Linked DNA regions of Homo sapiens: region 1 is linked to region 2. Evidence: chromatin loops called from intact Hi-C (ENCODE). Cell type or tissue: dorsolateral prefrontal cortex. All regions are shown on one strand. Links, peaks and the distances in the headings refer to the core of each region. The heading gives the core; the rest is flanking DNA. Region 1 overlaps CDH4 (cadherin 4). Region 2 overlaps CDH4 (cadherin 4).

Region 1 (15,868 bases), core at 4,957-12,956, 100 kb before region 2:
AGAGAGAGCAAGCAAGCATTCATCTTTTCAAAAAGTGTGCCTATTATTCTGACTTTTTGAAGAAGTAATTTCTCCTCCAAGTGAATTCCACTATAAAAAATACCATAAGCCGAATGAAGCTTCTTTCCGTCAAGGGCGGTAAAGTTCTCCCCGGTGTGTTCTTGTAAAACCTCATGGCATTTGCAGGCTCCTTCAGTCCCCAGAGTGGGACTGTGGTGTCTGGCAAGCTGGGCTGGTAAAATCCTTGGTTTTTCGTCAAAAGGCTCAGAATTTTGGTGCCTTTTTGCCCGGGCTCTGGGCTGCCCTCTCCTGGTGGCCTCCGGTATTGTCTCTGGCTGGTGTCTGCTTTCAGTTCTTAAACAAAAGAGAACAAACCAACCAAAAATCCCTATTTAATTATCTTTGACCCAGTATGTGCTCCCCGAGGCCATTTTCCTGGCAACCCCCACATCAGGGGCCAGGAAGGAGGGGAGGAGCTGTTGTTTGGGGGGACTTACCATGTGCCAATGTGTCTTCTCATTTAACGCTGTCAGGAGACCTGCAGCCTAAGGTAGTTAGAAGGCATGCCCCAGATCACTCGGTATGGGCAGGGGACTTTGTCTGTATGTTTTTATCTCCCACACTGCCTTTTCCAGGAGGAATTTACTTAGATTACAAATTGTATTATTTTCTTATTGCAGTATAAATCCCCACATATGTAGCAGCTTAAACAACACAAAGTTATTATCTTGTGGTTCTGAAGGTCAGAAGTCCAGCTCCAGTCCCTGTGCTGAAATCAAGGTGTCTGCAGGGTGGGTTCCTTCTGGAGGCTCCTGGGGAGAATCTGTCTCCTTGTGCCTCCCAGCTCCTCAGGGCTCCTGCACTCCTTGGCTCCTGGCCGCTTCCTCCGTCTTCAGAGCCAGCCGTGAAGCATCTCTGTGCCGTCCTCCAGGGTCATTGAGGGTCACTGGTCACATCCACCTCTCTCTACATCCTTCTCTTCCACTTGTAAGAATCCCTGTGATTACCTTGGGCCTCCCTGAGTAACCCAGGATAATCTCCCGTTGCAAGACTCTTAATTCAGTCACCTCTGCCAAGTCCCCACTACCACGTGAGATCCCAGGCTCACAGCCTCCGGAATTAGGATGGGGACATCTCTGGGGAGTCGTGATTCTGCTGACCACATGCGTGTCTGACGACAGAGCAATCCTAGCAGGTGTGTGTGGGAGTTTCCCACTGGCTTCCGCACACTAAGGACTTGCTATGCGTCCCACACTGTGCGGTGACCTTCATTCAACCCTGCAGAACCCAGTGGTTCCTTCATTCAGTCCTACACATACCTCAGTGGTTCCTTCATTCAATCTTACACATATCTCAGTGGCTCCTTCATTCAATCTTACACATATCTCAGTGGCTCCTTCATTCAGTCCTACACATACCTCAGTGGCTCCTTCATTCAGTCCTACACATACCCCAGTGGCTCCTTCATTCAGTCCTACACATACCCCAGTGGCTCCTTCATTCAGTCCTACACATACCTCAGTGGCTCCTTCATTCGGTCCTACACATACCCCAGTGGCTCCTTCATTCAATCTTATACATACCTCAGTGGTTCCTTCATTCAATCTTACACATACAGTGGCTCCTTCATTCAGTCCTACACATATCTCAGTGGTTCCTTCATTCAATCTTACACATACCTCAGTGGCTCCTTCATTCAATCTTACACATATCTCAGTGGCTCCTTCATTCAGTCCTACACATACCCCAGTGGCTCCTTCATTCAGTCCTACACATACCCCAGTGGCTCCTTCATTCAGTCCTAGACATACCCCAGTGGCTCCTTCATTCAGTCCTACACATACCCCAGTGGCTCCTTCATTCAGTCCTACACATACCCCAGTGGCTTCTTCATTCAGTCCTACACATACCCCAGTGGCTCCTTCATTCAGTCCTACACATACCTCAGTGGCTCCTTCATTCAGTCCTACACATACCCCAGTGGCTCCTTCATTCAGTCCTACACATACCTCAGTGGCTCCTTCATTCAGTCCTACACATACCCCAGTGGCTCCTTCATTCAGTCCTACACATACCCCAGTGGCTCCTTCATTCAATCTTACACATGTCTCAGTGGCTCCTTCATTCAATCTTACACATACAGTGGCTCCTTCATTCAGTCCTACACATAACTCAGTGGTTCCTTCATTCAATCTTACACATACCTCAGTGGCTCCTTCATTCAATCTTACTCATATCTCAGTGGCTCCTTCATTCAATCTTACACATACCCCAGTGGCTCCTTCATTCAGTCCTACACGTACCTCAGTGGTTCCTTCATTCAATCTTACACATACCCCAGTGGCTCCTTCATTCAGTCCTACACATATCTCAGTGGCTCCTTCATTCAATCTTACACATATCTCAGTGGTTCCTTCATTCAATCTTACACATATCTCATTGGCTCCTTCATTCAGTCCTACACGGACTTCAGTGGTTCCTTCATTCAATCTTACACAGACCTCAGTGGCTCCTTCATTCAGTCCTACACATATCTCAGTGGTTCCTTCATTCAATCTTACACGGACCTCAGTGGCTCCTTCACTCAATCTTACACGGACCTCAGTGGCTCCTTCATTCAGTCTTACATGGACCTTAGTGGTTCCTTCTTTCAGCCTTACATGGACCTCAATGGTTCCTTCATTCAGTCCTACACATACCTCGCAATCTTACACAGACCTCAGTGGTTCGGGGTGGCATCTCCACTTCACTGTTGAGGAAACTGAGGCATGGAGCCATTGAGTGACCTGGCATGAGCTGTGGGTCAGGGAGGTCTATCTGAAGGAATGCTCCAGCACTTAGCCACAGCCCACTGGTTCTCAGCCCGTCCTGCCTGGCTCCAGGAGCTCCTGCCACCTGCCTTATCCAGTGGCTATAATTAGGACTCAGAGGGGCAGTGTCCCTTGTGGGTCCTGAGGTGGGGATTTGCTGCTTTGGAACTCCACAGGGTGAACTGCCTGGGAAGCCCATAGCAGCTTCCGATCTGGGCCCTTCTAACTCTTCCTCGTTTGGATTCACTGTGCTTTCCTGCTGAGAGTATGTGGGGATTTAGGGAGGATTAAGGTAAGCCTTCCATGACAGATAAATATCCACAGGGCCCCAGAGTGCCGCCCGCACCTTGCTAACAGGAAGCTGATCCTTGAGAGTTTGGGTGCTTCCCAGCCCAGGAAAGATGGCCCTGGTACAGCCGCAGGTGTTGAGAGGTGTGCTTTCTCCTGGAATGGGTGCATTTTCCATATGGAGTATGATTTAATGAATTTCCAGCCCCAGAGTGTGGGTATTGGACACTCTGTCTCTCCCCAGGGGAGGACCTAGCTCTCTTTGTCTCTGGAGAAGGCAGAGGAGAAAGGCTTGCTTTCCAGGCCTCTTTTCAGGAGTGTGCCCTTGGGTTTCTGTGTCTGTATTGGAGAAATGTTGACATTTTTTGCTTTGCGTTTGTTCTGGCCACCCAAATGTGAGTTGAGATGCCATCTATATTGATGTGCCTAGAAAAGCAAGAAGGAAGGTTGGTGCATGAGTTTGCTAGGTATGAAGTCCCCGACTTCCGCTTCCAGGAAGGTCCAAGGAGAAACGCAGGCTGCAGCCCCCGATAGGGTGCAGAGAGATGCTGGTGGGGAGTCTGGAGAGGGATGAATTGGGTGAGGGCCCTTCCTTCTCTGGACCTCAGTTTCCCTGTGCAAAGCAGAGGGGTAAGATGTCCAACTGTGGTCCAGGAACTCCCTGCCTGGGGGGTGCTTGCTAAACTCGCCAGCCCCGTGGGTCCTATCCCAGACCTACTGGAGGGTGCCGACAGTGGCCCACAAAGGATCCATCCACGCAGAGCCTCCAAATGTAACATTATTTGGAGAAAGGGTCTTTGCAGATGTAATCAGTTTCAGAATCTCTAGATGAGATCATCCTGGATTACCTGGGTGGGCCGTAAATCCAAGGACAACTGTCTTGACAAGAGACAGAGAAGACACAGACTTGGAGGGGGAGGCCCCGTGAAGTCACAGGCAGAGATTGGAGCAATGCAACCACAAGTCCAGGAATGCCTAGAGTTCCTGGAAGGTGGGAAGGTCAAGGAAGGACACTCCCCTAGAATCTGCAGAGAGAGAGAGCAGCCCTGTTGACACTGGGATTTCAGACTTCTGGCTTCCAGAACTGCAGAAGAATACCTTTCTGTTATCTGAAGCCACCAAGTTTATGGTCATTTATTACAGCAGTCACAGGGAACGAATCCACCCACTGAACTGGGAATCCTGGGACTGTGACCTGGGACTCTGCTGTTTCTCTCCATCTCCCAGGGAATCCGATCTTTGCGAAAGCATCAGGGCTTCAGGCTTAGAGGATGTTTAGCCTCCGATTCCCCAGGGGCTGCATCCCTTGAGAGAAACCGTGTTACCTGGGAAGGTGTCTGCCGAATGTAACCAGCATCTCAAAGTGCAGCTCAGGTGGGCGGCTTGAAACAGTGCTGGGTGTTTCCATCCCACCAGAAAGGCAAATGAGGCACTTTAGTGTAGTAATGGGGTATTTTATATTGTAAAGCATGACATGGAACAATTTCATTGGAATTAAAATGTATATGGAACATTTGTTCTCCACCCATTATCTTCCTCTATCAAATGGAATCTTAACAAGGATTATAGCTCAGATAATATCACATAGATATACTGTAAATATTTTGTTAATCTAAAGGTCTGCGTTGGGGAATGGATCGTTCAACAGAGACAGAGAGGAGAGGCACACTCCCTCTGCTGATGAGATGTGGAGGGATGCAGAGAGGAGCTGGGCACTCTCTGGCGTTTTTAGAACATGCCTCTTCTCTGCCCAAAACCGCTTTACTGTGGAAATGCAAAAATATTTTATTTCTGGCTGCAGGAGTCTCCTGTCCTGTGTTTCCAGCAGCTGTGTGTCTGCAGCCTGGCTGAGGGTTCGCACACAGCTCAGGAAAGCGGCTGCTGAGTCTGGCTTCAGGGCAGATCCGTGTCCCTCTTGCAGCCTGTGTTGCAGCGGGCTGATTGCAGACGTGGGTCTGGGCCTGTACTTGACAGGGGAATGCTCTTTGTACCCCTAAGGGTCTTCTTCCGACATGTGTGGCTGTGGGACACACAGCCTGCCCTCCCATCTCTCTTTCTGTGTTGGGCAGCTGGAGAGCCAGTGCCTGGAATGGGAGCGGGCCTGGCTGGCCCAGGGGGTGGCATGTAGCTGGATGCCAGAGCATCTCGGGTCCACCCACCTCTCCAGCATGGATCCCGAGGAGGGGCTCCAGGCCGAGGAGAGGAGAAGGCACCTCTGGCTGCGCTTGACCTTGTCCTGCTCATGTCTCGGAGCATCTCAGCCAGAACCAGGAGGCAAAGCCAGGCAGTGGGAGCCGAGTGGGACCTGCACACGGGGAGGCCCAGGCCAACAGGTCAGTGGGCTGAATTGCTTTTTCCTGATGCCGGGTTGGCTTGCATCAGCGAGAACTTGAAAGAGGAAGATACCTTTTCTCCTGTCTTCTTGTTTTCTTCAGGGGGTGCTATGGTTTGAGTATTTGTCCCTTCCAAATCTCTTGTTGAAATGTGATCCCAGCTGTTGGAGGTGGGCCTGGTGAGTGTTCATGAGTGGTTTGGTGCTGCCCTTGTGGTAATGAGTGAGTTCCCACTCTGTTAGTTCCTGGGAGAGCTCATCCTTATAGAAAGAGCCTGGCACCTCCCTCTCATTGCTCTTGCTTCCATTCTTGCCATGTGATCTCAACACATGGGCTGCCCTTTGCCTTCTGCCATGAGTGGAAGCTTCCTGAGGCCTCCCCAGAAGCAGATGCCAGTGCCATACTTCCTGTACAGCCTGCAGAACCATGCGCCAAATAAACCTCTTTTCTGTGTCACTTACTCAGCCTCAGGTGTTCCTTTATAGCAACACCAATGGATTAAGACAATGGGATATTACCAAGGCTCTGGACGATTTGTGGGTGGGGACAGCCGCTGGTGTTTGACTCCTGCATCCTGCAAATGTGATGAGGAGTGTTGCGCAGACACCTTGGGTGAGCATCAGAACCCCATGGAAAGCCCTGTGGTGGTCCTGGGGCTCGGCCCCACTTGAGGGGTTAACAGCACCACTGTCTGTTGTTCTGGTCCACTGATGGAGCCCTCCCCATGCCGGGTGCTGCACCGTACCAGCTGGGTTCATCTGCATGACCACCCTAGGCAGGAGGCATGTTACTAACCCTCCTTTCACAGAGTTGGGGTGCTGACATAGGACAGTTTGGCACTGCCACTACCTTAGTGGCCCTGGAGGAGCCAGGATTGATGGGGGGCAGCCTTCAGAGCCCAACCCTCCACCCCATCCTCTGTATCACCTTGGAACCAGCCCCCCATGGAGACCTGGTATACCCCGTTGCCTGGAGAGTCCACATTTCTAATCCTTAGCCATCAGCTCTGTGACACTGGACCATTTTGTGGCCTGTGTGACCTTTCCTACCTCCATAGGAGGGAGATGCCAGGTCCATCTCATGAGGGCCTGGAAGACCCAGCAGGGTGATCCGTGTCCCTGTGTATGGAGGCACCAGGCTCTGGAAACACCAAGGCTTGCTGGCTTGCTCTTATTTATTAATTATTTATTAGTTATAATTATTTATTTAATTAATTATACTTATTTATTAATGTAAACACATCAGGCCCTGCTCCGCCAAGCAGACCCCAGTCCTGCCAGAGCTGCCCTCCTGCTCTCCTCCTCCTCTTCTGGTCCCTGTGAAGTGACCTGCCTGGCTGCTGATATTTGGGAAAGGTGAGTTGCTCTCCCAACCCCAGGCTCCAGAGGCTCCCGGCGGGGAGACTGTCAGATAGCAACTCCATGTTCCCGACGCATGACCGGACCTCCAGAGCCAGTGGTACTCATTTCCACATGGCCCCGGCTGTTGACGATGACCTTAAGCTCCCCTGACCAATCTCCTCCAGAATCTGGCCCCCAGATGTGGAGAGGGCCGGCCGACCTTTGCGGCAGTCATTTTTCCATCAGAAGGTGGCTTGATTTGATGGGTTTTATGGTTTTGTTTAGATACTTTCTCCCCTAATGGTCTTTACATTTCTTATGTGTGGCCCAAGATCTTTTGGCAAAAGGCAGGCTTTAAAAATTGAATAAATAAATTATGGAGAATGGCTTATTTAAAGCTCTGTTAGGCTGATGGGGGAGAGAGGCGGCAGTGAACGTAAGTTACCGGCTATCGTTATTTATTAATCAGGTGTTGGTATGATTGGATTACGCCGTATCCTATTTAATGCTTGGGCAGCGATGAACTGATGGGGTTTAGAAGTAAGTTGTTCTGAGGATAGGCCTTCTGCAGCCTGCAGCTTCTTCTCAGGTTATCTTATTCTTTTCCATCTTCCCTCAGATACAAAGAAGGGATTATATAACTTGTTTTATCTAGTTCTTATATTTTAAGATAAAAATGGAATACCAGTGCTGGGCCGAAGGCTATAAAATTGTGATCAAGAGTCCGTAAAATTATAGAACTTATGTTTTCTTGAGAAGAGAGAGGATTCACAATGACTTTTTCCTTAAAGGTGCTGGACACTTAAGGACTGACCCGCACAGACGTGTAAGATACTCTTCCATGTGGAGCAAAAAAAATAGAGTTATGTGCTTGAAAGGTTAATGGCTGGTAAACGTCAATTTTCTTCAATCCTGGCTAATAAAAATAGCTTATAAGACATAAAATGTCATGCTGCCAAAATTACAGGGGCCTTTGAAATCCATTTTGAAGTCTCGTATCCTTCGTAAATGGTAGTGGGGTGGGGGTAGTGTGAGCTTCAAGTGTTTTTTTGTCATGGTTGAGTGATGGCACCTTTGCGGGGAGGTCGAGGCAGCTCTGGAGTGGTGAGGATGTCTTCCTGTCTTCCTCTGGGGTGTTTTTGGGTTAAACGTTTACCATCCTCTGGATTCATAGTCTGGGAAACTTTCTGAGGCACATCTTTATTGCGGTCGATCTAGCCGCCCTGACACACTTGGACCCTACGGGGCAATGTTAAATACTATAAGCACAATATTCTCTAAAAATCTCATTTCTAAATATGATGGCAGTGACAGGCTTTTGGTAGAATCCCTGACATTAGAATGGGTCTGTCTTCACTTTTTGGGTTGGAATTTCAGCACGTCAAGATTTTGGAACTCTCCAGGGTTTTAAAGGGATGGACTGGGGGGCTGGGAGAATAAGGACTTCTTCCTATCGGCATCTCTACCCCCATGGCCCCATCTCATCTGCTTTACTTGGGATGCAAGTTTGAGGGGACAGCGCAAAGGTTCTGCGACGAGAGCAAATGTGGAGAGCCTGGCTTCCGAAATAATTGCTGATCGTGAGTTAATTTCCCAGTGCCCTTTGGGGCTGGCATCCTCTGCTGTATTAAATCCAGCCCATTGACAATGGCGCTCCTTCTTCCTAAGTGATAGAAGACAGCCCTCAGCATCCAGCCCTGCTGAGTCAGCACAGCAGAGAGGACAGCGGGCTGTCTTTGTCATTTCTTTGTGAGCAGAGGATTAAATTGCCCTGTGGGCTGGCACGGAGCCACAGGCCGTGGCTTTGCATCCTACAACGTGAGGCCCCGGCCTGGGGGTTCTCAGGTCTGTGCTCACATCCCAAACATCTCCCACGCTCTCCCCCGGCCTCTTCTTACAGCGGTGCGTGAAGCCACGTGAACTGAACATCAGAATTTGATTTTTCCACCCCACCAACCTGGAGGTTGTGCCTTACCCTGGGCAAGTGAGAGAAGGTGCCCCTCACGAGATGGTTCTGTCACAACGCCATGGTCCTGGTTTTGCCTTTTTGCAATGGAAAGATGAAAACGAGGTGTCGCTGAGCTCTCCCCTCAACGTGCCAAGATTCTGTTTTCGGGGATAGGCTGGGACTCCGGGCTGACCCACATGGGTTTGCACGTGCTATGTTTAAACAAGGCAGCTCGCTGATTGGGGGCAGGGTGGGCAGGGAGCCGTGTGCATGGAGGACGGCCAGAGAGAGCGGGGGACCGGGAGGCAAGGCGCTGCTCTTGTACTTGGTGGCTTCCTTCTTTCACTTAAAATTGTGTCATTAATGGCTTTTCCTCCTTTTACAAAAGAAGCCCCAAGAAGAGTTTTTTCATGCCAGGCCTCCTCCTCCTCCTCTTGGCAGCCCCGAGGCTGCAGCCTGCTGGCACTCAGGATTGTCAGAGACATGCCCCATTGTTGGATTCTAAAAGGAGGATTCTGGAAGGATATCAATCTCCGACTTGCACATAAAAAGTCCCCCAGTGGCTTTCTAAGGTTGTGGCTTCAAGGAGGCACTAATTAATCACTTCCTCCAGCCCCAGTGGAATGGAGGGGCTACTTCTGAGATAGGGAGGCTGCAGTCGCCCCCTGTCTATCTGCTCCTCTCTGCCAGGCAGAAAATTACATTATTTCCTCATTTTGAAAGGTGCTTGTTTTGTCAGGAAGACATCCCTTCCGTGCAGTTATCTAGGAATTGTCTTATTGCATTTCTCCCTTATCAGTTTTGAAATAATATTATTTCCTTCTTGCTTAAATGCCATATGGGTCAAAACTTTTGTTGCTGGAAAATGGCACCATCAATGAATGCATTGTTTGTTGCAGAAGTTCCTGGTCACCCTCAGAGGTGATAAATGCCCAGTTTAGGGGATACCATGGGCAGTTTGAGGGAGTACTATGCACAGTTTGGGGAAGTACCCTGGGCAGTTTGGAGGATTACTGTGTGCAGTTGTTTGGGGGAGTACTCTGTGCAGTTTGGGGGAGTACCATGCGTAGTTTGGGGGAGTACTGTGTGCAGTTTTGGGGAGTACCATGCACATTTTGGGGGAGTACTATGTGCAGTTTGGGGGAGCACCATACGCAGTTTGGGAGAGTACCATGCGCAGTTTGGGAGAGTACCGTGTGCAGTTTGGGGGAGTACCGTGTGCAGTTTGGGGGAGTACCGTGTGCAGTTTGGGGGAGTATTGGGGGAGTACCATGTGCAGTTTTGGGGAGTACCGTGTGCAGTTTGGGGGAGTATTGGGGGAGTACCATGTGCAGTTTGGGGGAGGACCACGTGCAGTTTGGGGGAGGACCATGTGCAGTTTGGGGGAGTATTGGGGGAGTACCACGTGCAGTTTGGGGGAGGACCATGTGCAGTTTTGGGGAGTACCGTGTGCAGTTTGGGGGAGTATTGGGGGAGTACCATGTGCAGTTTGGGGGAGCACCATGCGCAGTTTGGGAGAGTACCTTGTGCAGTTTGGGGGAGTACAGTGTGCAGTTTAGGGGAGTACCGTGTGCAGTTTGGGGGAGTATTGGGGAAGTACCATGTGCAGTTTGGGGGAATACCATGTGCAGTTTGGGAGAGTACCTTGTGCAGTTTGGGGGAGTACCGTGTGCAGTTTAGGGGAGTACCGTGTGCAGTTTGGGGGAGTATTGGGGGAGTACCATGTGCAGTTTGGGGGAGGACCATGTGCAGTTTGGGGGAGGACCATGTGCAGTTTGGGGGAGTATTGGGGGAGTACCACGTGCAGTTTGGGGGAGGACCATGTGCAGTTTAGGGGAGTACCGTGTGCAGTTTGGAGGAGTACCGTGTGCAGTTTGGGGGAATACCGAGTGCAGTTTGGGGAAGTACCATGGGCAGTTTGGGGGATTACTGCGTGCAGTTTTTTGGGGGAGTACTGTGTGCAGTTTGGGGCAGTACTGTGTGCAGTTTGGGGGAGTACCATGTGCAGTTTGGGTAAGTACCATGGGCATTTTGGGGAAGTACCATGGGCAGTTTGGGGGAGTACTGTGCACAGTTTGGAGGAGTACCATGTGCAGTTTGTGGTAGTACCATATGCAGTTTGGGGGAGTACTATGTGCAGTTTGGGGGAGTACCATGTGCAGTTTGGAGGAGTATTGTGTGCAGTTTGGGGGAGTACCAAGCACCCTTTAGGGGAGTACCATGTACAGTTTGGAGGAGTATTGTGTGCAGTTTGGGGGAGTACCATGTGCAGTTTTGGGGGGTACCATGCACAGTTTGGGAGAGCACCATGCACAGTTTGGGGGAGTACCGTGTGCAGTTTGGGGGAGTACCATGTGTAGTTTGGGGAAGTACTGGGGGAGTACTGTGTGCAGTTTTGGGGAGTACTGTGTGCAGTTTGGGGGAGTATTGGAGTACCATGCGTAGTTTGGGGAAGTACCATGTGCAGTTTGGGGGAGTACTGTGTGCAATTTGGGGAGTACCATGTGCAGTTTGGGGGAGCACCATGCACAGTTTGGGAGAGTACCATGTACAGTTTGGGGGAGTACCATGTGCAGTTTGGGGGAGTACCATATGCAGTTTGGGGGAGTACTATGTGCAGTTTGGGGGAGTACCATGGGCAGTTTGGGGGATTACTGCATGCAGTTGTTTGGGGGAGTACCGTGTGCAGTTTGGGGGGAGTACTGTGTGCAGTTTGGGGGAGTACCATGTGCAGTTTGGGGGAGTACTTTGTGCAGTTTGGGGGAAGACCATGTGCAGTTTAGGGGAGTACCGTGTGCAGTTTGGGGGAGTATTGGGGAAGTACCATGTGCAGTTTGGGGGAATACCATGTGCAACTTGGGGGAGTACCGTGCACAGCTTGGGGGAGTACTGTGTGCAGCTTGGGGGAGTACCGTGTGCAGTTTGGAGGAGTACGGTGTGCAGTTTGCAGGAGTACCGTGTGCGGTTTGGGGGAATACCGAGTGCAGTTTGGGGAAGTACCATGGGCAGTTTGGGGGAGTACTGTGTGCTGTTGTTTGGGGGAGTACTGTGTGCAGTTTGGGGCAGTACTGTGTGCAGTTTGGGGGAGTACTGTGTGCAGTTTGGGGGAGTACCATGTGCAGTTTGGGGAAGTACCATGGGCAGTTTGGGGGATTACTGCATGCGGTTGTTTGGGAGAGTACTGTGTGCAGTTTGGGGCAGTACTGTGTGCAGTTTGGGGGAGTACTGTGCACAGTTTGGAGGAGTACCATGTGCAGTTTGGGGTAGTACCATATGCAGTTTGGGGGAGTACTATGTGCAGTTTGGGGAAGCACCATGCGCAGTTAGGGAGAGCACCATGCACAGTTTGGGGGAGTACCGTGTGCAGTTTGGGGGAGTACCATGTGTAGTTTGGGGGAGTACTGGGGGAGTACTGTGTGCAGTTTTGGGGAGTACTGTGTGCAGTTTGGGGGAGTATTGGAGTACCATGCATAGTTTGGGGAAGTACCATGTGCAGTTTGGGGGAGTACTGTATGCAATTTGGGGGAGTACCGTGTGCAGTTTGGGGGAATACCGTGTGCAGTTTGGGGGAGCACCATGCGCAGTTGGGGGGAGCACCGTGCGCAGTTTGGGGGAGCACCGTGCGCAGTTTGGGAGAGTACCGTGCGCAGTTTGGGGGGAGTACCGTGAAGCAGTTTGGGGGAGTACTGTGTGCAGTTTGGGGAGTACCATGCACAGTTTGGGGGAGTATTGGGGGAGTACCGTGTGCAGTTTGGGGGAGTACCGTGCACAGTTTGGGGGAGTATCATGTGCAGTTTGGAGTACTGTGTGCAGTTTGGGGGAGTACCATGCACAGTTTGGGGGAGTACCCTGCGCAGTTTGGGGGAGTACCCTGCGCAGTTTGGGGGAGTACCATGCGCAGTTTGGGAGAGTACCATGCGCAGTTTGGGGGAGTACCATGCGCAGTTTGGGAGAGTACCATGCGCAGTTTGGGGGGAGTACCGTGTGCAGTTTGGGGGAGTACCGTGCGCAGTTTGGGGGCGTATCATGTGCAGTTTGGAGTACTGTGTGCAGTTCGGGACACCTGACTGTGCTTTTCTGAAGGATCCTGGATTCTGAGTATCACTGGGGGTGGAAGCAAACACTTATCTACTGATTTGCTAACATATTGCACTGTTAATCTCAACTTGCCTTCTCCCAGTGGAACTGCTCTTGGTGAGACTGTAGCTTCTCTCTAGGAAGTGATTTGATTTTTGATGTAAGGAAAAGGATTAGTGTGGCTGGATTTTGATAAGGCTGGCCGCCTGGCACATCAGCGACACTCTCATCCCATCAGTATCACTGACAGCGGGTTCGTTATGCAGGAGCACTGCAGAGCGGTGATACGGGACGTGCAGAGATAATTGTAGTTTTGCTATTTAAAAAATAAGTCTAGTGCTTTACAATGTTTAAGTGATAACCTGTTTAGAAAAACTCACAGTGCCTGTCTTTTGGCACAGAAAAACCTCTTCTAGCAGCTTGACTTGGATTTTATTAATCTATTTTTATTTTCCTGAGTATAAATTGAAGTCTCATTTCTGTTTGAACTCTTAAGCTAGAACTTAAGACCGGAAGTGCACATTTGCACTTTCAAACTCAACATATTTCCAGGGGTTTTATAGCAATGTTGGGCTTATGCCTTTGCTTTTCAGTGATCTCCAGCTTTGAGATTAGATGCACTTGGTTAGACTCAATGTAAGTAGCTTGCTCTATGGTGGGTGTTTTTTGATCAAGGTGCTAATCTTGGTGTTTACCTGGGGTTGTGAGAAGAGAGGATTAGGAGGCCGCACTTGAGCAGTGGCTAAATCCCATGCTATGTCGCTGCTGTCTTTCTGTCCCCACCAGGAGAATGACAGGGCCGTGCCTGGCATCCCTATGCCATTCTTGGGATGATGTTCTGTGACTCTCTCACTGGCTTTGCTGCTTCTCTTGTGGCCAAGTCAGCTGTTTTGATGGGATGGACATCCATGGAGGCCAAGAATGGTGGTCCTGGGCAGTGGAGATTCCATCACTGTGGCTCTAAGAACTCCACGGGGTCAGGGGCTGTTGGGCAGAGGGAGGCACAGGAGCCAGCAAGATGCTGCACTTTTCATGAATGGATCACATTGTTCATTGCTGTTATTGGGGTTTTACTTCCTAGACACCTGTGGGTTCCTGGATATCAAAGTAGTTGTAGTCATCTTTGTCCCATTCAGCAGGGGATCCTAGAGACTCTCAGGTTCTCTAAAAGCTTTGAAGGCTCTGCTCTATGCAGATTAAAGTCCAAGTGCACCATTCCAGGCCCTCCATGCAGTGGTCCCCAGGCCTCTGTCCCTTTTTCCCTGTCACACGCCCACCCCCTTCTAGGCACCAGCACTGGTCTGCCTGCTGAGCTTGCTAGAACTTGCTAGCCCTTCCCTCATGTGTTCCTTTGTTTTGGCTGCCACCTCTGACTGGCTTGCCATTTCCCCTGTGGGAATCTTCCAGGGCTTCTGAATTTAAGAGTTACTCCTCCACTGAGCCCTCTTTTGCGTCCTCTCCCTTCCCCTCTACCTGAGCTAAGTAAGATGAATTATTTCCACCTCTTTTGTCTCAGTTTTATTAAAGTGTATAATGATATAATGTTTTTGTACTCTCTTCTGCGTCTTCCTAAATTGTGGCCTTGTTGTGACTTTGTGTGTGCGTGTGTATGCATGTGTTAGATAGCAGCGAGAGAAGTGTGAGGGGTGTGTATGATGGAAATGGGGAGAGAGAAAACTACCTCAGTGCACTCACATGAAGCCTTCTTCCCAGGAGGGAATCTTCATAATGAAAAGGAGAGGAGCCTTCTCCCACCTCGTGGAGGGGGTGGCAGTGGTGGAAGGCTGGAACTGACAAGCAAGGAAATATGAAAGGATTATAATTGGAAAAAGATGGGCATAAAATGAAAAAGCCAAAGTATGTTTTATTTTGCACCTGTGTATTCGGGCTTGCTCGGTTTATTTATTAAGCCGTTATCAAAGTAAAGTAAGACAAGTGAGTCTTAGTCTAATGAAATTGCCCCTCTGTGGGCCATGTTGGCATCAGGTATCCAGAGCATAATTGGATAACAATGACAATTACTGTGTCGGGAGTTTCAGCACTGGACGGCCTCCGCTTTCCTGTGCTTTCTGTGCGGTGTAGCTCATGAGCGTTCTGATGGAGCAGGGGAGGGCCGGCTTTTCCAGCTCTGGTTCCGACTTGGAACTGCAGGGTGGGTGCCGATCGGGCCTAATGGGCCCTCACATCTCAGCCCCTGGCGTTGATCTCAGATTCAGAGCCTGCGTTATGGCCCAGGTGAAAAGCACGTCTGTTGCCATTTGATAAACTTTCACTCAGTGGCAGTTTGCCTGCTCCGGGCATCTGTGAGCCAGGCAATTGTCTGTCTTGGGGTCAGGGGGCCAAGGAGCCCCACCTGTGACTCCTGCTTCATTTTTTAAAGTATGGACTCATTGCTTCTCCTGCCAGCCATCCTTCCCTGAGTAACTCCATTGCCTGTATCATTTCACTGCTGAGAATTGGGCACCTCTGTAAAAATTATATTGACCTGCAGGAACTAAGATCTGCAAGTGCCTGTGTGCTTAAATGTGCAGGAATCAAACTGCTTGGCTGATAACCTTTTATTGATTCATCTCCTTTCACTGCTTTGATGAGCCTGAGGCCTCCTCAGATAAGGAATGGATGTGCTGGTGTTGTGGCCAGGCATGGAAGTTCTGACTCTAGATGTTAAAATGATGTGTTTGCAGACTGAGGACATGCACCTTTATCACGGTCCGTGGCGACCTCAGGCTGTGGCCCATCTGGCTGCATGGTGCAGCTGCCCCTTCTGCTCTGAGAGGCAGAGGCCCTCTTACGCCTGGTGCTCAGCCCTTGGGAAGTGGCTCAGCTTCCCTTTAGAGTCTCCCTGAAGTGTCTACAATAATTGTTCTGAGAATGTTCAAAATGCAAGGGAAATAGAGGCCATTTGGCAGGGACTTTGGGAGAGAAGGGGAGTGGTCCATGCAGGATCTTTTCTCCCCTCGAGAACAAGGAGCTGAGACTTTGCTGGCTCCCCCTCCCCAGTCTGTGGGAGCCCAGTGGATAGAGGAAGAGCAGCCTCACAGCAGTCAGGCCTGCCTGGGCTGGCCGTGCCAC
Region 2 (15,868 bases), core at 3,444-11,443:
TCACCCTCTCCTTGGCTCTCAGACTTCTACAGACATCCTGGTGCACATGCTGTCCATAAACATGTGCATAAACATGCACAAAGTTGTGCTTTTTTAAACCCCAGGGTGGAGATTCTGACCTCTGTCTTGCTTCTAGTGGATGAACATTAAAAGTAGTGAAATAGATCTGGTTTCAAACCCAAGCGATGATGAGGCTGCCTCAGCAGAAGACGATGAGAATTTAGAAGAGTTGCAAGATCCCTTGTGGCTTTCACAGTGCGGCCCCCGACGAGCAGTGGTGACAGCACCTGTTGGAAATGCAGACCCTCAGGCCCTCTTGCAGAGTGGGGACAGCAGGAACTCGGGTGGGGAGCAGCAGCTTTGTTTTAAGGAGCCCCCAGGGGATCCCAATGCCTGTTGAGGTTTAAGAACCACTGCCCTAGACCACATGTACCAAACTTGGCCCATGATGGATTCCAAGATATGGAATGGATCTCCTTTGAAACAAACTTTTGTCCTCTAGCCATTTACCTGTAGATTTGGAGTCTATAATGCACCTCAGTGCCCAACTCTACTGTGTGCTTGGTAAGATCATAGCAAGAGTCCAAGGTAGGTCATCATGGGGGCAGAAATGGTTTCCATGTTGTTTTGGTTCCTAGCTGTCTTTTTTGGTGAATAATCAAATTCTACCAAGAGTCAACATTTTGCTCCTAATGAGAAACCTAAGTAAGTACAAAGATGTCTTCTTCGTGGGGCTTGGCTTCTCTTTGTGTTTGCAGATGTCTGTTAGGAGCATTCAAGAACATGGGCGTGGCTGGTCCATCACGGGAGGGACGGGGTGGAAACCTGAGTGGCTCATAGTCAACAAGGGTCAGACGGGTGATGAGTGCTGGGGTATGAGGAGCAAAGGGGACAGGAGGCGGCACTCACTATCTCCAGAGGACCCAGAAAGGCTTCTGGTTGGAGCTGGGGGGTAATGAGGGTGTGGAGCTGACTCCTGAGGGTGGGCTCAGTGTGGGGGTCGAGAATGACTGTGAGCCAGGATGCAGCTGGCGAGGGAAGCTGGGTCTGAACCTGCCAGGGCCTGGTGCATTGGTGAGAGATGAGCTACTCATTGACGCAGCAGAGTCCAGCACAGCAGAGAGAGGCTCAGAACATTAGTGGGGCTGCAATGGGGCGTGCCTGCATTCCCTTTGGAGAGACAGTAACCAAGCTCACTGGGGCATGGCCTTTGAGAACGCTCAGATCAACAATCAATAGGATTTGCAGATAGTGTCCCCACCTTGCTCCTGAGATCCAAGGCAAACTCCACACAGGTGAGCAAGATTGGATTCCACACAGGCTGGGAGTGTTGAGAATGCCCTTTCTAAAGAGGATGCATGTATGAGCTGGGAGATAATTTAATGATAGTAAATTACCCAAATGCGGAATTAGACAGGCATGCAGCACCAGAGCCCAAGTTTTGGGGATGTGATAATGGTTTTCAGGCAGCTCATGGCTTCCCCAGTGGTGGCCGGCCAGCCGCAGTCAGAAGGAGGGTAAGTGTCCTGTGGGAAGAGGTTGTCTCCACTGAAGCACAGTTCTGCTGGAGAAAGGCTGGAGTCTTTGCAGTCCTCCAGGGCTGAAGACTCAACCCTAAAGAGATGTTCCTGAGTCTCACTTTGAATTCATTCCTAGCAGTTCTCTGCAGTCCTGGGAGGTCATTCTAAGACGAGATTTCTGTCTTGGCTTAGAGTCTGGTCAAGGTAGACCCTGTGACTATTTGGGAGATGAACCCAAGAAACATAAGGCGGGAGGCTGGGGAGGTGCCAAGACCAGCTCGGTCGGGGAGACCCTAACCCAGCGGTGCTAGAGGAATTAAAGACACACACACAGAAATATAGAGGTGTGAAGTGGGAAATCAGGGGTCTCACAGCCTTCAGAGCTGACAGCCCCGAACAGAGATTTACCCACGTATTTATTAACAGCAAGCCAGTCATTAGCATTGTTTCTATAGGTACTAAATTAACTAAAAGTACCCCTTATGGGAAACGAAGGGATTGGCCGAATTAAAGGAATATTGGGCTAGTTAACTGCAGCAGGAGCATGTCCTTAAGGCACAGATCGCTCATGCAATTGTTTGTGGCTTAAGAATGCCTTCAAGTGGTTTTCCGCCCTGGGTGGGCCAGGTGTTCCTTGCCCTCATTCTGGTAAACCCACAACCTTCCAGCATGGGCGTTATGGCTGTCATGAACATGTCTCAGTGCTGCAGAGATTTTGTTTATGGCCAGTTTGGGGGCCAGTTTATGGCCAGATTTTGGGGGGCTTGTTCCCAACAGGAAGAAAAACGGTAAAGGAAGAAAACCATAAAAACAGCATATTAACGGGGTCATAGCCCTGGACAACTGGAGCTTGGGCCCTTTGCGGACCCTCCAGACACCACACAGAACACATTGCAGGCAACGAGACAGCGGGGCCCATCGACCCCACCCACCCCATTGCTGACAGAGAGCCATGCCGGGACTACTCACTCGGGCAGATCCAGTCCACCCAAGCCCTGACTGAGCAAATGTGCAGGTCCTCAGGGAGGAGGGCGTGTGCCAAAGCAGCCACCAGAGCCGTCACTTCCCCCAGGCCAGGGTGGGACAGGGCTCCAGAGTGCCTCCGGGGGCTCCCTGAGATCACATTTCCTAACACACCTGAGAGTGTCTTCAGTTAAATGCTCGCTCTGTGCTAAACACATTCTGGAGCTGAAGCACAGCTGTAAACAAGGCTGACACAAGAGACAGTCAGTAAATAAGTGGACGAATGAGTAAACAGCAGAGCTCCTGCTAATTATAAGTGAAGCCAATTAAAAAAAAACAATGGAGAAAGTAAGAAAGTGCTCAAATAGTGGTGGGAATGTGATAAAAGAAAACCACAGAAGCCAGCTTGAAGGGGCTCCCACTGACCCAACCTTGAGCAGCTTGAAGGGGCTCCCACTGACCCAACCTTGAGCAGCTTGAAGGGGCTTCCACTGACCCAACCTTGAGCATCAGAAACAATGACAGTTATAGATCATAACCTCCAGAATAAACAGGAGCCCCGAGTCCACACTGAAGTAAATAGAGGAGAAAGGAGGAACAGCACTTTCTTGCGGCAAAATGTCAGCTAATCAATGAGAAGGGAATCATGGAATGAGAAAATCACCATTTGACAAGCATCATAACAATAATTGATTCAGGTCAGAAGCCTCCGTAGATGCTGAAACTACTGAGTGGAAGTTTGAGGACAAGTACAGGATGTATATTGTACATTGCCTGGAAATGCCTTTCTCCAGGATCTTTTTTTTTTTTTTTTTTTTTGAGATGGAATCTTGCTCTGTCGCCCAGGCTGGAGTGCAGTGGCATGCTCTTGGCTCACTGCAACCTCTGCCTCCTGGGTTCAAGCAATTCTCCTTCCTCAGCCTCCTGAGTAGCTGGGATTACAGGTGCCCACCACCACACCAGGCTAACTTTTGTATTTTTAGTAGAGATGGGGTTTCACCATGTTGGTCAGGCTGGTCTCAAAGTCCTGACCTCATGATCCGCCCGCCTCGGCCTCCCAAAGTGCTGGGATTACAGGCGTGAGCCGCTGCGCCCGGCCTCTCCAGACTCTTAATGATTACAACGGGAAAAAATAAATAGTAACTTCCCACTGGAGAAATGGCACGTACCTCCTTGCTGTGCTCTGAGTGTTTTATGTTCCTGTGTTGAAATCCTTACCCCCAAGGTGGGACATTTGGGAAGTGATCCATGAGAGTGGAGCCTCAGGAATGGGATCGGTGCACTTAGAAAAGAGGTTCCAGAGAGAACCTGCACCCCATCCGCCAGGTGAGGACACAGCAGAAAGGCACCGTCTGTGAACCAGGAAGAAGCCTGCACCAGACACTGAATCTGCAGGCACCTTGATCTTGGACTTCCCAGCCTCCAAAGCAATGAACAATAAATTGCTGTTGTTTATAAGTCACCCAAGGAATGGTAATTTTTTTTTTTTTGAGACAGAGTCTTACTGTGTCACCCAGGCTCACTGCAACCTCCACCTCCTGGGTTCAAGTGATTCTCCTGCCTTAGCCTCCCAAGTAGCTGGGATTACAGGCATGTGCCACCATGCCAGGCTAATTTTTGTATTTTTAGTAGAGATGGTGTTTCACCATGTTGCCCAGGCTGGTCTTGAACTCCTGGCCTCAAGTGATCTGCCTGCCTTGGCCTCCCAAAGTGCTGGGATTACAGGCGTGAGCCACTGCAGCCGGCTAGGATGGTATTTTGTTGTAGCAACCCAAAGGTACTAAAACACCCCTTAACGAAGTAATCAAAATTAATATCACTGGTAATTGAACAAATCAGTATCACTGATTGTTGACACAATCCACTGAGAAGGACGCAGCATCATTTTTGTGATATATCCCTGAAAATCCCGAATCTAATCATGAGAAAACATCAGAGAAACCCAAAGTGAGCAACATTCTGTAGTTCGTAGCCTACTATCGTCAAAAATGCCATTTTCATGAAATGTATAGACCGATTAAATCCAGATTAAAGAAAACTCCTGTCAAAACAGCAGTTGAACCCCTGGCCCAGGATAGTCTTTTGTTAAAAGACATTGTTAGGCTGGGCGCAGTGGTGCACGCCTGTAATCCCAGCACTTTGGGAGGCTGAGGCGGGCAGATCATGAGTTCAGGAGTTCGGGACCAGCCTGGCCAACATAGTGAAACCCCCTCTCTACTAAAAATACAAAAATTAGCCAGGTGTGGTGGCATGCACCTGTAGTCCCAGCTACTCAGGAGGCTGAGGTGGGAGAATTGCTTGAACCCGGGTGGTGGAGGTTGCAGTGAGCCAAGACCATAACATTGCCCTCCAGCCTGGGTGACAGAGTGAGACTCTGTCTCAAAAAAAAAAAAAAAAAAAAAAAAAAGAATGACATCGTTGGGGCAATAAGCAGAATCTGGGTTGGGTCTGTAGATTAGAAGATGGCATTGCATCTTGCTATGTGTACTGTGCATACGTAAGAAGATGCCCATGTTTTTAGAAGAGGCACATGGAAGGATGTATTAGAGATGAACCCAGTGGGGTTCTCAAAATCTACATGAAGGAATTACAGGAATTATTTGTCCTCTTCATGCAACTTTCTGTAAATCTAAAATTCTATTAAAATAAAAGTTAAAACCAACCAAAAAAAAAAAAGCAATGTCAAATGGAAAGGGACAGGGCTCGGGGGCACTTCAGACAGGGGATCACAGAAGACCCCTGCAGAGGCGCCATTTGAGTCACGAAAGAGGAGAAGGTGCCTGGCCACACAAAGATCAGAGGGAACAGAGTGAAGCGCCCCCAGTGGGGAGGACTTTCCAGAGTCCTGGGGACACAAAGGCTGGCATCCTGGGGACAGCAGAGGTAGGCAGCATGGCCCATAGGGCCTTGTAGACCCCGGGATAGGAGCGGGGTTTTATTCTGGTGTTCCAGGACCTGGTGGGAAGGTTTCTGAGCCATGCAGGGCCCCAGCCTGGCCTGCCAGGGCTGCATCCTGTGTCTACTGCTGGTCAGAGAACTGACTGGGGTTGGGGGAAGGGAGGCCCTGCTTTTAGCCAGGTGGCAGCTGATGGAGGCCTTCCCCGAGGGTGGGTGGCCCTGGGAAGTTGTGCGTAGGGAGGAGCCAGGTCAAGGAGGGCCCTGTTCTTTCACACTGAGCTCCTGGCTGGCCCTGGGGGTGGCTGTTGCCTGTGAAGGTAGAGTGCTGGGCTGGACCTCTGCATGCCTTCAAGGAGCTCCCGGCTCTGGGATCCATGCAGAGGAGAGTGGTACAGGTGATGCACGGGAGAGGAGCCAGGTGGTCCCTGGGCATGCAGGGGGCTTTGCAACCCCGACCACGGCCTCCTCCCTCAGTCTGTGGCCTCCTCCCTCTCCCCAGTGCCGCTGAGTGAGTGGTGGTCATTATTCCCACCAAGTCCAGGGGTTTCCTCCTCTATAGACAGGGAGTATCAGTTGCTTCTAAGGATTAAACTGGAAAAGGATTCAAGCCAGCACTGCCAGGAAGGGCTTTTGACATGCCTGCATTAAGGGAAGACATATCATTCCAGTGAGCATTTAAATACTGATTACATCTTTTGCTTTGTAAATAACTCAATGGTAAATTTTTACAATATTGTTTTTACAGAGACTGTAATGAGGAGGCAATTTTTCTCCCCTGTCACTTGGATATTAAGCTTTTTAATGAGAGTACACAAATGACTATATAAAACTTGGGATGGTGAGAGCTGAGTTGGGACTTAATGCGAAATTAAAGTTGTGCAGGCTCCAGCTCACTGATGAACGAGCCTTCTGTCATTGTGAGGAGCGGAATGGTGCCGGCTCTTTGTCCTTTCTCCCTCCCTTTCCCCCGCGCCGTTTGTCCTCCCGAGGAGCCTCAGCGCTCTGGGCAGGGGTCGCTTGGAGAGGCTTCCTGGGAACGGGGCGGGAGCGCGCAGCCTGGGGGATTTTTTATTTGGGAGCATGCCTACTTTTTAATTGGCCTTGGTGTTAATGAATGGATTCGTTCTGTTTGGAGCGAGCAGGCTGGGCACTGGAGCGTGTAATCTGATTGCAGCCGGGAGCTCGGAGCCCTGCAGAAGGCTCTAGAGTGGCAGGGACTGGTTTGGCCCTGGACTGTGCAGTGCTGGCGGTGATGGGGCCAGAAGGGTGGGAAGTGGGGAGAGGTGGGCACCTGCAGGATGGAGGCCATCAGGGCCATTTGCCCTCTTGCAGCGTCCCCCAGGCAGACCCCCTTCGGGCTCTGAGGCCGGGGTTGGATGAAGGGGACCCTTCCTGGGGCAGCCCTTGGTGTCCAGTGGACATTGAATACCTCAATACACACGACTTGTCCCCGCAGGTAAGAAGTGTCAGACGCTGCGGACGTGTTTTCACCCTGCCAGCTCTCAGTGCCATCGGGAAAAGCCTTCAACCAGCCGTCGTATAGGTGGACTGTCTGGTTATTCCCCAGACAGCTCGTTTTTCTTCCTGTGGCTTCTCAGCCTTTCAGCTCATTCTGCATTTGAACAATCCCTTCCCCAAGACCACCGGGCAGGCCTCTGCTGCGGGCCCCGAGCCCCTACCAAGGCCTGTGTGTGTTACCAGCTTCGTGGCTGGGTCCCGGCATCTGGAGGACAGAGGCCATGGGGCTCCCGTGGAGACCTCATCACGCACAGAGCAGCCCTGGGCTGGGCCGCATGGAAGGCGAAGGCTCGAGTCCAGAACGGGCAAGAGTGTGCTGGTGCACATCTTGAAGGCAGATTTTGAATCTGAAATCTTTTCCTGCGGTGATGTAAACCCCCACCCTCACCATCCGTCCCTCGCCCCTGGCCAAGTGTTTGTGACTGTCATTTGGGCTCCTTGTACCAAGCCCAGTCTTGTGGAGATGACCCAGAGTAATGTTTAATGAGGTCACGGGCAGGCCGCTTGTGTTTGTAAACACGTGCACATTCCAGGCTTACAGGGCTCTGAATTTGCTTCTGTGTTTGGATTCCATACTTTTGCTCCACATTTGTCACCCAGGTCTCTCCCTCCTGGGATAGAGAGAAGCCGTTCTCTGCCGGGTGTTTTGGCCCCTAAGTGAAGCGTGTGACCTGTGTGGATGCCCCATCTACCCCTGAAAGCCAAACTCCATGTCTTCCTGATGGCCCAGCCGTTGTCTGTGGCTTGGCTCCTGTGGGGAAGTCACACAGAGGTGACCTGGCCCATGGGTCTGTCCCATGCAGGCACAGAGGCAGCCGCAATGGGACCAGGCACCCAGCCCTCCTGCCCAGTGTTTACATCAGAAGGAAACAGCGTGCTCACGTGTCTACCCGCACACGCTTCGCCTCCTTCTCCGTGCAGCACCGCCCTGCTGAGCAGCTGTACTGTGGACTCTTCTGCCTGCAGGTCCCCATGGCTCTATTTGCAGACCCACCTCAGGGGCCTGACACAGACTAAGCAGCACAGATTCATATTTCAGTAAAGGGTGACATCCAGGAAAAGCTGGAGCCCTGCCGGACCTCTGGATTGCTCCTGGGTCACCCCAAAGCTGTGGTGGACTTGGGTGGCTGCAAAGATCTTGGTCCCCCTGGCATGGCTCCAGTTCTCGGTTACCCTGACGTCCCCTGAGATCCAGACCTGGAGCCAACCCTCCCCCAACCCCCACCCACGTGCCAGCCGGGTCTCAGTTTTGCCACAGATGAGGAGCAAAGCCTCCCAGGTTTCTGCCCACATAGGAGGGATGGCCGACTCCTAGTAGCAGGACACACTTACCAAGCTAGACTATTTCTTTCCACACCTACAGGGAAGGCTAAAAAGCATCCTGGAGGTTTCCGGGAATGAGATTCAAAGGGCGGAGGCCTCAGCAGCAGGCGTGGACACGCAACCCCAGCCCCGTGCCCTCCGCGTCCTTGCATGCATTTCACACGATACTTCAGATTTTTTTTTCATTTAGATGTTAACGCTTTTATAAAAAGTACTTTTCATAAAAATCCTGATTCCTGGCTAATTTTCTAGACAGTTGGAGGATTTGGCTTCCAGAGCCCACATTGCTGCAATGCCCCATGGCTGGCTTAGGGCAGCAGCTGTCCCTTAACTGGGCACGTCCTCTGTGTGGCCGACACTCCCGCCCCCGTCTCAACACCCAGGTGTGTGTCCTGCCGGCCCCGTAGCCTGGAACAACACCCTGTGTCCTGTGCCCTGGGCCGTCAGCACTAGGCAGCTCCTCTCGGTGAGGGCTGAGGGCATTGGGGCCCAGCATAGGCCCCAGCTCAGGGGAGAGCCAGGGATCCCGAGCAGGAGGGCTTGCACCCGTTGAATGAAATGGGCTATGCCCTTTAGCCACTTGTTCTGCATTGTTGGAAGCTGATTCAAAGACCCTTTTATTGTTCTAAAAACAGCAATGATATTCTTTGTTCTTTGAAGATAATGTGCTGGATGTTCTCCCATTACATTTCTCATAATGAATGTCGTCCTGGGGCTCGCAGGACCATTTGGACTTAATGGAGAAAAAGCAGCAGACAAAGCTGTAGCAATTCCTTGCTGCATCCACCCTCCCAGCAAAACGGGATTAGAACCTGGGGAATATGCGTTCCGATGACCAGACTTACACCTGAATTGCCAGGTGACCTTGGGCTGATTGTGTGGGATATTTGGGGCTGTTTTGTCCACTGAGGAATCACAATAATGTGCCTTCCCCTCTGGGTGCCATGCGGGTTGGCTGTTGAATGGGTTGGAAAGTGATTTGAACACATCGAGGGCAACATAAATGCTAAGTGTGATTTCTAAAATGCACAGCAGCTTGAAGAAGTAGACATATGTGGGTGACTGTATAAACTCTGAGGACTCAGTCACATTAAACATATGGATACACCTGTTCTCTTCAGAAAGTGATGGGGATGGGGCAGGTGTGGAACTCGTGGGGCAGTGGTGTTCTCTAGAGGTGGGGTGTGGCTGGCAGTGCGCACGGCGGGTGTGGAGGGTTTAGCGATACAGAGCCCGCGGGGCTCCTGCGTGATGGTGACAGAGCATGGACCCCAAGTTTTTAAACATCTATCAAGCACTGTCACAGAGCTGGCACTGAGCTTGGGGCTTGTAGGTTGGCAGTAGCACCTATAGGTTGGCACTAGCTCCCTGAGGAGCTCGCTGTCTGAAAGGGGAGAAGCATGTGGAAAAGTTGAGTTCTGTGCAGCGTGACGTGGAGGAGATGCGTGAAGCTGGACCAGGGGCCGTCCCCATGCACAGGACTCAGGGAAGGCTTCGCAGAGAAGGTGATGACTGGAGGAAAGGTGCAGTTTGAGGGTGACTAGGGCACCCCATCTTGGCAGCGTGACATGTCGTGGCATCCCCTGGGAGTTACCTGGGAGTCCTGAGAGGGTCTGGGAGGGGCAACTCTGCTTGCAGACTGCCCGATCTCGGGTCCTGGTGCTCCACTCACTTTCCCTGTGGCCTCGGGCAAGTTATTTAAGGTACCTGGACAACAGTTTCCTCAGCTGTGAGATGGGATGACGGTAGTACCGATCTCACACAGTTGTCACAGGTGTAAACCAAAAATAAAGTTCTAAGCACCCCCCAACCATCTGAACGGACTCTCTCCTAGGCCAGGGCTCTCTAGAATTTAACCTGAAAGATCGGTTTGGGCCTTGAGTGGAGTTCGGACATGCCTCCAGGGCTCTCTAGAATTTAACCTGAAAGATCAGTTCAGGCCATGATGGGAAGTGGGGGTCCGACATGCCTCATGATACCTCTCTGGCATTAACATCAACACAGTCCTCAAGTCTGATAAGAAACAGTTGCGACCTATTTCTTGGGAAGCGTGCCGCCTGGAGGCTGCATCTGCATTATACAGCTTCGGTCTCCACGACCTCCTATTGCAACCCAGACATTCCTTTCTATTGATAACTCTTCCAACCAATTGCCAGTTAGAAAATGTTTAAATCTACCTATAACCCGGAAGCACTTGAATCCTTCAAGTCATGCCACATTTCTGGACCAAACTAATGTCTTTCTTCAAGGTATTTGATTGTAGCCTCATGTCTCCCTAAAACCTATAAAACCAAGCTGCACCCCAACCACATGTTTGGGCACATGTTCTCATGATCTCCTGAGGGCTGTGTCACAGGCCAGGGTCACTCATATTTGGCTCAGAAATCTCTTCAGATATTTTACAGAGTTTGACTCTTTTTGTCAACATAGGAGTGATGCTTAGAAAAGTTCATGGTACCTACTAAGTGCTTGGTAATGTTGGGTGATGGTAGCAGTGCTGATGGAGGTGATGGTGGTGACAGTGGGGAGGTGGTGATGAATGTGGTGGCCATGCTGATTGTGATGGTTGGATTGTGGTGATCATGGTGATCATGGTGGAGGTGTTGGTGATGGTGCTGGTGGTGGTCTTGGTGGTGGTAGTCATAGCACTGGTAGTGATGGTGTGGTTTATTGATGGCAGTGTGATTGTCTTGGTGGTGGTGATGATGGTGTGGTTTGTTGATGGTAGTGTGATGGTCTTGGTGGTGGTGATGATGGTGGCGCTGGTGGTGGTCATAGCACTGGTGGTGGTCATAGCACTGGTGGTGATGGTATGGTTTGTTGATGGTAGTGTGATGATCTTGGTGGTGGTGATGGTGTGGTTTGTTGATGGTAGTGTGATGGTCTTGGTGGTGGTGATGGTGTAGTTTGTTGATGGTAGTGTGATGGTCTTGGTGGTGGTGATGATGGTGGTGCTGGTGGTGGTCATAGCACTGGTGGTGATGCTATGGTTTGTTGATGGTAGTGTGATGGTCTTGGTGGTGGTGATGGTGTGGTTTGTTGATGGTAGTGTGATGCTCTTGGTGCTGGTGGTGGTGATGGTGTGGTTTGTTGATGGTAGTGTGATGGTCTTGGTGCTGGTGATGATGGTGGTGCTGGTGGTGGTCATAGCACTGGTGGTGATGGTATGGTTTGTTGATGGTAGTGTGATGGTCTTGGTGGTGGTGATACTGTGGTTTGTGGATGGTAGTGTGATGGTCTTGGTGGTGATGGTGTGGTTTGTTGATGGTAGTGTGATGGTCTTGGTGCTGGTGGTGATGGTGGAGTGGTGGTGGTGATGAAGGTGGTACTGGTGGCAAATGTGCTCAAGATGGTGATGGTGTTGCTGATGTTGGTGATTGTGTGGGTGTGGTGGTGGTGCCAATGCCAGTGGTGGCATTTTTGCATTGATAGTGGTAGTAGTGGTGGTGATGTGCTTTGAAAGGAGCATAGGACCCCTGAGACCGGCCACAAAAGTGCCTGGAATTCTGCTGTGTGGGATGTGAGTGTTGTTGGGAAAGATCCCAGGGGAAGGAGGGCAAGAGGAGCCGGAGCCATCTTCTTGGAGAAAGCCAGGCTCTGGCCAGGCCTGGGAAGGGAGACAGCAAGACAGTTTCCTCAAGTTAGAGAAATGGAAATGGCACAGAAGTGGGGCAGGGGAACCTGCAGCAGGGACTGAGAGGGACATGGTGAGGAGGCTGAGGTGGAGGCGTGGGCTTGGGACATTCTGATGCTGGAAGGGCTCTTACTCCAGGCGGAGTTCAGGTCACCCATGGGGAAAGGCTAGTCTGGGGCCATGATGCATCTTACTGAGCATTCTCCCCCATGGCATATGGTTGGAGTGGTTCCCTCCTGTGGATCCTTCTGTGTGGCTGCTCCCGTTTTTCCCATCTGTCTCAGCACAGACCCCCAGGCAAGCCCTGGAAGGTGGGTGCTCACATTCCCATGCTACAGGTGAGGGACAAAGTTCAGAGACACAGGTGAATGGCCGGTGGCCAAGATCATTGGCACCGGGAGGCACTACCTACACCACCTCTCCTCTCTAGCACTTCCCTGTGGCAAATGCCCTGATCTGACAGCCTTCCTAGGTGGTTCTGACACTGATGGGCACAGTTCCTGAGTCAAAAGCCTGCTTTGCAATTCTTTGGGGCCAACTCTTTCATCCCAACCAGTGAGCGCTAGTTAGGCAAGCTGGAAAGCTGTAGGATGATCAAAATATGAACGTGCACCCACCACCAACACGTGAGGGCGGCTGCTGTCCTTCAAGTCTGCGTTGCCAAGGTAACTGGGGATTTGGAAGGGACAGCCAAGTGACATATTCTGCAAGCAGGGCTCGGCAATTATTGAAGAGTTGGCGGCTCAATCTAAAACGGAGGAGCCTTGAAGTTTGCAGAAGTGGAATAGAGGCATGGGGGGCTCTGGTGAGGGGCAGTGGCCGTGTTGCACTTTGTCACAGCATCATTTAGGTGACACAGCCCGGGACTCCTGGGCCCTGACGAATCCAAAGGGTCCCCATTCCATGTCTAAGTGCCCATCGGACGGTTGAGTTGTGTGGTCCAGGGCTCTGCCGGCCCCGCCTCCTGGTTGCCCCATTTCCTTCATCCTCTCTCCACCTCCCTGGTGCCTTTCCTGAGTGTAAAACCCTCCAGCACCAAGACATCCCCATGTGCACTTGTATAAAGAGGAGGCTGTGGTTACGGTGACCTTCAAATGTCCTTGTTAAATGAAACAAAACCATTGCATGGTGCTTTTCTGTAGTCAACGAGTCGCTTTAGCTTTCAAACAACTGTAGTGTCTTTAACTTTATCTGAAGAACGTGAACCAGATCCCCAGAAAGAACATCCCTTTCAAAACCAGAAGTCTTAGGCTGTTAATGTGCCATAACCACTGGCTCCAAGCAATTCTTCAGTGCTGTGTAAAGGGTACATTCCATCTGTTCCCCATCTGGACTCCTTAGGTCGGTCCACTGGCCTGTGCCTTGTCCTTAGAAGGCTGGAGGCCTGTCCTCTGTAGCAGAAGGGAGATCAATGCAGCCCTGCCAATTAGCGGGGAATTAGCTCACACATCCCTTCATGTGCCGTGATGTTGACTCACGTGATCTGGATAAATGACTTAGGAAAAATGGTTCTAAAGATTTCACTGGGAGGCTGGGTGTGGTGGCTCACACCTGTAATTCCAACACTTTGAGAGGCCGAGGTGGGCGATCGCTTGAGCCCAGGACTTCAAGACCAGCCTAGACAACATGGCAAGACCCCCATCTCTCTAAAAAATACAAATATAAGCTGGGCATGGTGGTGCACGCCTGTAGTCCCAGCTACTCAGCAGGCTGAGGTGGGAGGGCTGCTTGAGCCCACGAGGTTGAGTCTGCAGTGAGCCATGATCATTGCCACTGCACGGCAGCCAGAGGGAGAAAGCAAAACTCTCTGTTAAAAGAAAAAAAAATTTATTGGGATATAGTTTTCTTCCCTTTAAAACTTTGAAATTATAGTGTGTGAGGTTCCTGGGGCTGCTGTGGTCACCAATTAGCACAAGGTGGGTGGCTTAGAACAACAGAAATGTGTTGTCTCACAGTTCTGGAAATCTGAAATCTAAAATCAAGGTGTGGGCAGGACCATGCTTGCTCCCTCCCTGGGTTTCTCCAGCTCCTGCTGGCTCCGGCTTTCCTTGGCTTGTGACCACATCACTCTAGTCTCTGTCTCTGTCTTCCCGCGGCCTTCTCCTCTCATCTGTGTGTCCCTCACTTTGTGTCTTTCATAGGAACACCTGTCATTGGGTTTAGGGCCCAATCAGATAATCCAGAATGATGTCTTTATCTCAAAATTACTAATCACATCTGCCTGTAAATACCATTTCTCCAAGTAAAATGACATCATAGGTTCTAGGGATTGACAAGGATGTATTTTGGCCATCAGACAACTCATTCCATGTAGAAGGATGCTTTAGCATAATTTTTAGAACTTTTTTTGGAAGTATTTCTAGATTCACAGGGAAATTGCAAAGATAGCCCAGAAAGGTCCCTTCACTTGATGTCCCAAAGGTAGCCTTCAATTAACTGTAGGATGATGTCATCACAACCAAGACATTGACATTAGTCCAGTCCACAGATGTTAAGCATCCATTTTTTACTGAGGGCTCAGCTGTAAGTCAGAGAGACCCTCCCTTCCTCGCTGTTTGACTTTAAGCAAGTTTGCAATCATTCTGAGCCCAAGGTTTCTGTTTTCCACCTATGCAAAAGGGAGCGTGAGAATGCCGGGTAGGGGGTTGGGAAAATTAAATGAGATTGTATGAATGAAACTGGGCACGTGGCCTGCCTGACAAGTGGTAAGTGTAATTCCTCTTAACAGACTAACACCAGGGTGTGAAAACATAATCCATTCCAAGATCTGCTCCTCGGAAGGGTCTGAGGATGAGATACAGAGGATGCACGTGGTTTTGGAGTGAGTGCCTTGGCTGTGGGGTGCTGGGTCTCAGTGAGGTCTTGGGAATGCTCTGCTCTCACGGTCACTAACAGGGCAGCAGTGGCATGGAGTCCCCTTAATTGACAGACAACCACGTAGAGTCATCCTGTACTTCTCGCTGTAAATACCAAGCAGGATGGAATAGTTAGAGCCGTGACTTTCACAGTTATTGAAGTTAATCCAACATCCGAATCTGTGTAGGGAAGTCCTGAAGGTCATTAAGAAAATTCAGAACCTCATCTTCCCAAGCCAGCGGCTGCAGGGAGGTGGCCTGTGGGGCTTTTGGTCTTTAAATCCTCTGCCTCACCCCTATTGTCCAGTATAACCATCACACTTTCTGAAATCCACAAATGGAGGGGAGGGAGGTTACTGAAATGCTTCATTTAAATGCACTGATTCGACAAAGAATTTTTCTAAGGAGCAGTAGAAAAATGGCCAGGACATTCTTTCCTGTTCCCACGGTTTAACCAACTCTACCCAAGGCTCCTGTGCTCAACTGTTCTTTGTTTCAATTCCCGCTGCAAGTTTTAGAGGTGAAGTGTCAACTCCAGGGATATTAAACAAAAATAAAAATGACTCAAAAATAGGTAGCATTGCTTAGAGCAGAGACAAATCATTCAAAGAAAATATCACACTATCACTGGCCTTTGTTTAAAGTGAAGAGTTAGGCAGATAAGGATTGTGTAGATAATTTTGTTGCAGACTTTTTTTACAAAGACTAATTTGACATTGTCCTGGGAAGCTGTCCCTTTGAATATTCAACAAAAGCAAGGATGCATAGGGAGAGATGGTGTTGAGCATATTATTTTGCATAATTTATGCTCAGTGACAGCCACTGCCTGCTTCACTTCATCAGACATTTAGGGGGAGACTGCTCGATGCTTCAAATCTCATTAAGCTATTTATTCATTGTAATGAATGATTTTAATGTACTGCATTAAGGTTATGCCACACTGAACTGTTAAAAAAATCCATCTTACTATACACATTTTAATGTTTGCAGCTAAATTAATACCTTTATGACTGCCTCAATGGTTGAATGGACACCATTTGCAGATGAATCACACTCTACACTCATCCCCGTTTTACCCAGTTCTGGGCCATGGCCTGATAGAGTTGTGATCATCTCTGTGTATCCATATCCGTGGACAGATAGATGAGTGATCGGGT

What was found. Peaks named below come from ENCODE experiments on the same cell type or tissue, not always from the same donor. Only the 100,000 strongest peaks of a DNase experiment are listed, where the experiment ranks them.
Region 1: it touches region 2 in a loop (2.7-fold over the local background); 2 of 110 quality-filtered maps call a loop at or near these places.

Annotation. Positions count from the first base shown.
Region 1 is chr20:61,262,978-61,278,845 of GRCh38, forward strand. The region is part of intron 2 of CDH4 (cadherin 4); the gene reads left to right. Among named protein-coding and RNA genes, the nearest start is that of CDH4, 19 kb to the left of the region's middle. RefSeq lists enhancers at 4,681-5,211, 5,212-5,742. In dorsolateral prefrontal cortex, for the core only: no CTCF peak of the experiment used is centred there; DNase peaks (open chromatin) are centred at 8,474 and 8,946; H3K4me3 peaks cover 1,488 bases; H3K27ac peaks cover 1,390 bases.
Region 2 is chr20:61,364,587-61,380,454 of GRCh38, forward strand. All of the region lies in intron 2 of CDH4 (cadherin 4), which reads left to right. Among named protein-coding and RNA genes, the nearest start is that of CDH4, 120 kb to the left of the region's middle. In dorsolateral prefrontal cortex, for the core only: no CTCF peak of the experiment used is centred there; a DNase peak (open chromatin) is centred at 6,445; H3K4me3 peaks cover 723 bases; H3K27ac peaks cover 1,341 bases.